Linked DNA regions of Mus musculus: region 2 is linked to region 1. A link is a contact called in ENCODE Hi-C or POLR2A ChIA-PET data. All regions are on one chromosome and are shown on one strand. The core of a region is the stretch at or near the end of the contact, and the rest is flanking DNA. Distances in the headings are between cores, read along the strand shown.

Evidence for each region. A loop is a pair of places that touch in the nucleus more often than their neighbours do. ChIA-PET counts read pairs that join two places held with the same protein, here RNA polymerase II (POLR2A).
Region 2: a map of left cerebral cortex shows a loop between it and region 1 (4-fold over the local background). The contact joins the promoter of 4930455C13Rik here to the promoter of Hbs1l in region 1. A Hi-C loop is called at or near these places in 2 of 37 maps with a recorded cell type or tissue (left cerebral cortex and regulatory T cell). POLR2A ChIA-PET finds 5 or more read pairs at or near these places in 2 of 5 experiments (both embryonic stem cell).

What each region holds. Positions count from the first base shown.
Region 1 is chr10:21,294,558-21,297,671 of GRCm38, reverse strand. It overlaps Hbs1l (Hbs1-like (S. cerevisiae)), which reads right to left and starts at 1,693. Exons shown (of 18, transcript NM_019702.2): 1 at 1,496-1,693. The coding sequence starts at 1,538.
Region 2 is chr10:21,340,569-21,343,682 of GRCm38, reverse strand. It overlaps 4930455C13Rik (RIKEN cDNA 4930455C13 gene), which reads left to right and starts at 1,628. Exons shown (of 4, transcript NR_045352.1): 1 at 1,628-2,207. Hbs1l (Hbs1-like (S. cerevisiae)) reads right to left here. Exons shown (of 18, transcript NM_019702.2): 6 at 1,704-1,969; 7 at 1,119-1,284.

The DNA.
Region 1 (3,114 bases), core at 444-2,943:
GCCAACAGGTTTTTTGTCCACAGACTAACTCTAATGAAATTAGAATACTTTTGTGAAGTTTTAATTACTGAAAGCCCAAAAGGAAGCCTAACTGGGAAGAAGAAAATGGAAAATGAACTTTTATGAACAGGAAGGGAGGAACATCCCAAGACAGGCTACGCTTGCTTATGATGTCACTGATTGTTACAAAGGAATCAAACCTGACCTCAGGTAGCCAAGGTAAGAAGGTATTCGGCACTCAGAGGCTACACAGAAATCCCAGCCCTTCCCTTCTAATTTAGACCCTCTCTTTTGCATCGTTTCTATATTACTGTCATCACACTGTGGAATCTCTCATGCTTTAACCAGCTGTTACTGTAAACAGTCCTCATGTGTTAAGCAGTACCCTTAAATAGTCAATTATCACTGGCTGAGGAAATATATTGGTAATAAATGTCCCTTATTTCACAGCTACACAATCTCTTCCAGACTAAAGTCATTTCTTAGTGGTAGTGGTCCACCAGGCCTTTTATACAGACACTATGTATTCTTACAGTGAATGCCTGCCAAGTAAGATATTCCAGGCAGACTGGGTCAAAGTCTCCAGATGCAGCCCAGGTTGTTGGTTGGTCAAACCTGTTGAGGACACTGAAGCTCACAATCCCCCCAAAGGGGGTGTTAATAACAACCGCCTGCGTAAACATTGCATCTTCTCCATTTTAAAAAGCAGCAGGTCTTTAGGATTCTTGCATCACTTTACATTTGTGTTTATTTTTAGCTTCTGTGATGCTAAATGATGCTTATTATCATCCACTCAATGCCAACAAACTGCGAGTCCCTTTTTCATGACCTCCCCGCTGGTGTTATTTTTCCATTTCCTTTTTAAAATCAATCTACATTAAGCACTGTTTGCCAATAACTGAATTTATACACCTGAACATCAGCAAATCGACCCAATTTCTTGAGCCCTTTTAAACAAGAATCTTTTCTGTTTCTCACGTCCCCAGTTTTGAAATCCGTTGGAAAAAAATGGAGCAGTCAAAAACGCAGGGACACGGGGACAACGAAATAAATCTGACGTTTGTAGTAGGCCGGCCGCAGGTAAGCGCTAAGCCAGCCTCTTTTCTAACTACGGCCTCGTGGGCTTGTCTGAAGGAGGGCTTATGAGACAGACGTCAGGAACTCATTGCGGGATCCCCGCAGGAAACAGGGAAAGAAGAGGTGACGCTTGGATACGAACAGCATCGGATCCCGACCTCGCCACACCTATGGGCCCTGGAGATGCTACACCCCTGCCCGGTCGGTGAACTAGCTCAGCTAGGAGGCAGACAACACGCCGGCTTCCTCCCCGGGTGTTCCTCTCAGGTCCTGCTCGCTCTCCGCCCGCTCCCTCTCCGCCGAAGATCCCATTGCGAGCGTGGCTCCGGGGTCCATGCTCGATTCCAGGGAGATGTAAAGCGGCCATGGAGACAGCTGGAAGAGCTAAGGTCACGGCCGGCGCGGCCTTACCACCCACCTTCATCGTAGTTATATCCCCGGACGTTCCGATGCCGGGCCATCGCGCACAGACGGCGCCTGCCGCCGTCCCTTCCAGAAAAACTCGGCTCAGAAACCGACGAGGCGCAGACCGCGGGCGGAACACCTCTGCCGCGCCATCTTGTCTTCCGCCAGGCCTCTGCGCCGAGCGTCCGCGCATGCGCGACGTCATACCTGCGCACTTGGCGACGGCAAGCTCTCGGGGTCACTGCGGGCCTCCCGGGAACGCGTGCGCGCTCGCGAACTGGCGGGGGGGGGGGGGGGGCGAGGTCCCGCCCACAAGCGAATTGACTGACGTGGACTTCAAGGCCAGAAATGAAGCAACCAGAGGGTTGTTGAGCGGGATCCTTCACCTACACCGGTTTTCAGGATTATTTCCCAACTTTGGTTTTTGATCATCTGAAAAGCTGCCTATTTCGCTCAGTAAAAACAAGGACTTTGTTTCAGCTTTTAAGCCTTAGTAAACACTATAGGCAATCAATAAACGTGTAAATTTGGCATAATAATTAGTCCAAGCTGTAGAGGGAACTTTTTGAATGAGTAATTTTAGCTTTGAAATGTAGCCACACTGGGTCAATATGCTTCGCATGTAACTCATGGCTTCAGGTATGGGCTCCATATTAAATTCATTAACAGCTCTGGTAAACAACTGTCTGACCTTAGCTTTGTAAAATATTTCATTAGCACGAATTAATTAAGAAGGAAGCCTTAGACATTGATTGAATACATAAATATGTGAACTTGCTAAGGGTGTTTAGTACAGCTTTTCAGACACAGAACTAGCCTTGGGTGCTTATGATGTAATAATAACACATAAATCTATAACCTGTTATTAAACATCCTTGTTTCATACAACATAAGGCTAATAATGCTGTGTAAAAAACATCAACCTTATTATCACACTGAACAAACCATTTTATTGTAGCTTGTGCTTTCAATGCCAAGACCTGGAATCAAAGGCGAATGTCTAACACCACCTTACTCAGCTTTTCTAATCCACAACAATGAGGATAACACAAATTAAATCCATATTTGTAAAGGGCTCAGATTTGAGTTCTGACTGACTACCCAATGGTGTTCTTAACTCACAATGTTTCATATGGCTCCAAGGCAAAACTTTATAGACAAAAAAAAAAAAAAGTAGATGCTAATTTTATGATTTTTAAGTGTTTTATTTTATACCTTTAAATAATTTCCACATTGCAGCCTATTTCTTTGTAAGTGAAGATATTATCTTATACATTATCAAATTCATAAATAATATTTGCCCATGTAAGAGGACTTAGCACAGGACATTAAGTGCTAAAGAGTACTAAATGTGCTGGACCTGGTGGCTCAATTCCTTTAATCTTGGTACTCTGTAGACAGGGACAGGAGGACCAGGAATTCAAGGTCATCCTTGGCTACACAGGGAGTTCCAGGCCAACCAGCACTGTTGAGACCCTGTCTCAACGTCACGTACATAAAACTTAAAAACCAGGGTCAGCTTCTATCCCACTGTAAACGTGAATGCTGTTAATTACAAGTCACTGATGCGGCTATTGAAGTAAATGAGTTATAAACCGACCACATAACTAGTAGGGTGAATAAGAAAACAAT
Region 2 (3,114 bases), core at 379-2,878, 46 kb before region 1:
TGGTCATTTTAGGAGCAAGTGCAATTAGCTCACTTGCAGCTCAACCCACATAATTAAGTAAATTTTACTAAGCCCTTCCCCTTAAATTACACTCTTCTCAGTCTACTAATCTACAGGATCAGGTTACACAAAGGAAATAAAAGCTGTATACTTTGATAGTCTGTTTGTTAGACCGGTGGGAATTACTTGGGCTTCACTGTTTCTCAGTGAATTGACAGGTTAAGCTTTTGTGTAAGGGTAGGAAGCAGGGTCATAATAATATACAGAGAAAAAGCTATATAAGGGAGAAATACCATGAGGATACAAACACCCAGCTATGAGAAGCACTAGACTCATGCAACCTGGGTTAGCGAACTGCCTTACACATAATGGAGACAGGGACTGCAGGAAAATGAACTCATGCAGAGAAAAGTCTGCAAACGCACATATACTCTCTAATCATAATCAGATTAAAGACTTGAGAGATGTTTCGACCGTTAACTTAGGATTCTGACACCCTGTGCGTGTTGGTCATTATTTTAACTTAGTTGTTCTGTATCTTACATAGACAGAGTTTGCTTCTCCGCGTCTGATAGCCTTAAATGTGATATACGTCTATGCTTTAAATTACCTCAGAAGAGGTAACTGGCCAGAGATACGCGAGTATCTTCATCCTTCTGCTAGAATCCACCTAAACTAGCACTAAGCCCCGAGAGACACTGAAAGAATAACTGACAAGATAGATTCAATTGTTTCTTTCTGGACTGTGAGTGTGTGTCTCATGAGAATGGAATTGTGAGCCTGTAGTCTGGACCTGCTGGGCAGTTCCTTTAAAACCTGGTGCAAGACTGAGTCAGATCCGACTTTAACAACCGGATATGCCGAGGGAGCAACAACTGCCAACTCCACTGGCTCACAGCAAGACCCACTCAGGGAGCCTCACCGTCCAGCACTGCTGTCTGCCGGTGCTCCTCCTTGTTGGGTTTGGGATAAATATTCTCTTAACCTTCTTCTCACAGAATAAAGTATGACAAACAAAAGGAATTCTGAACGTCTCGCTGATGCATTTATGTGTTACACATTCAACTTCCAGTGCCCACTTATTTTAAAGACTAAAAGCGTTGAAACATAGCGGCTACCTTTCCCTTTCTTCTCCAGTTTCATCCAAGACCCACGCATATGCAAATGAAGCCTTGCCAGCCTTTTTAGATTCTTGCTCATACTTATGCATAGTTCTTTTGTTTACATTACCCAGAAGATAAAGCATATGGCCCATCAGAGTACTTTTCCCAGCATCAACATGACCTAAGGAAAATTGATTCAGGGTTAATACTAGGTACATTTCAGATGCTCACATTGAGGCATTGCAACACTAATTCAACAGCGTGCGTCAGTATTTAGTATAACAAACACCAATTTCTATCAAGGTTAAAACACCTAAATGGGGGAGGGGGTGAGGACTGCACACACAGTTTTAGAGAGGGCAAAGTTTCCCTTTTTTGGGGGGGGAGATGCATCCCATTTTCAAAATGTTCACTACATAAAACTGCCACAAGCTAAGTCCGATGATGCCCTCCTTGGTAACGCGGCCCCATTGCACCCTGGGTGACCAGAATGCATTATGATGCAATGCCTCTTTGCTTTATTTAAGCCTACACTGCTCCAAGAGGCTGGGCGCCTCCTGCCGCGGTCCTGCTAACCCGGCGGGCAGAACAAGGGCATACCAATGACCACTAAGTTGAGGAGCTGCTTCCCGCCCTGCCGCTTTTCCAATTCCGCTTTCACGTCTATCTGCTGCCTCAGCTTGCCAGACTTTCTCACTGGTGTCGGAGTGGAGCCCAGCTCTTCTGATGTTTGAAGGGAAGGAGGTGGGAGGGCAGATTTTGGAGTGCCGGTCTCAGGAATGTTAGGAGAAGCTACGCTCACATCATCACCAGGAGGCCCTTTGTGAGGAGCGCGCACACTGAGTCCATTTTCCTCAGAAGTTAAGCTGCAGAAAGATGAGAAAAACTGTGAGAAAGTCATTTCAGACACTGCCCAACTGAGTCAGGGGGCAGGGGTATCTCTTGGCAACCCCTGATATTCTGGGTCTCAGGTCTGTCAAGCTGGAAAAGAGAAGTGACCAGAGCCAATCCACACAAACGAACACTGGGAACCCTAGGTGTCTACTAAACATGAAGACTCCGCCCTGGCAGACAGCAGGCAGCAACGCTGCTGCATCCTAAGAGGTAAACACAGCTTTAAACTTTCAAATGTCTCTAAGATCTAAAAATGCCCATTCTGGGCCCAGGCCTACACCCACTGCTAGAACGGCAAGAATAAATTGGTAACAATGTTTCAGACACTTTGTCATATAATTTTATGATCTTAATTAACTTGATTTCTTATTTCTAAACGACCTTTCCAAAAGTGGAACCATCTGTTTATAAATCTAAAGGAGTAATCTCCTTGACTTGGACACTAAGACTTACCAGACTGTGTACTGACTATCTGTCCTGCACTTGATGTCTCAATCAGTTCTACTTACATGTCTAGAGGTAGAGTTACAATTCTCAGTATTAGTAAAGCAGACTGTGCTCTAAGCAATGAGTTACCTCTTACACATGTACATGGAGAGAAATGAATTGCCAGCGTGTATTTTACATTCTCTCATCCAAGTTCTAGCTTAGTTTAGCTTCCACAGTCAGTCAGAATCAGGAATGTGTATTTGTGATGTTATGGCCAGGACTGGGTGTATATGCAATGGTATAGCCAAAAATGAATTTTTGGATCAAATGGGCTTTCAAGAAAACTCAACACATTATAAATGTGATTTCTTGAACTCTTGGTAGCTTTTGTTTTCACATGTGTGTGTAGGTCGAAGAACAGCTAAAGGGTGTTGGTGGTTCTCTTCTTCCACCAGGTGGTTACTGGGAATCACAGGCAGCAAGGCTTCTAGCAAACACGGCTACCGTCTCCCTGGGCCATCCGCATGGTCATTGTTTAGGGTCTATCATTCTGAGAAAGCATGGCTGTTATATGCTTTTCTGTTATATATGTCTGGACTCTTTCTGAGACAGAATGTAGTGAGTCACTGGCTGACCTGACACTCAGGACATAGTCAGCCTAGAACGCATGGTGACCTGCCTGCCTCAG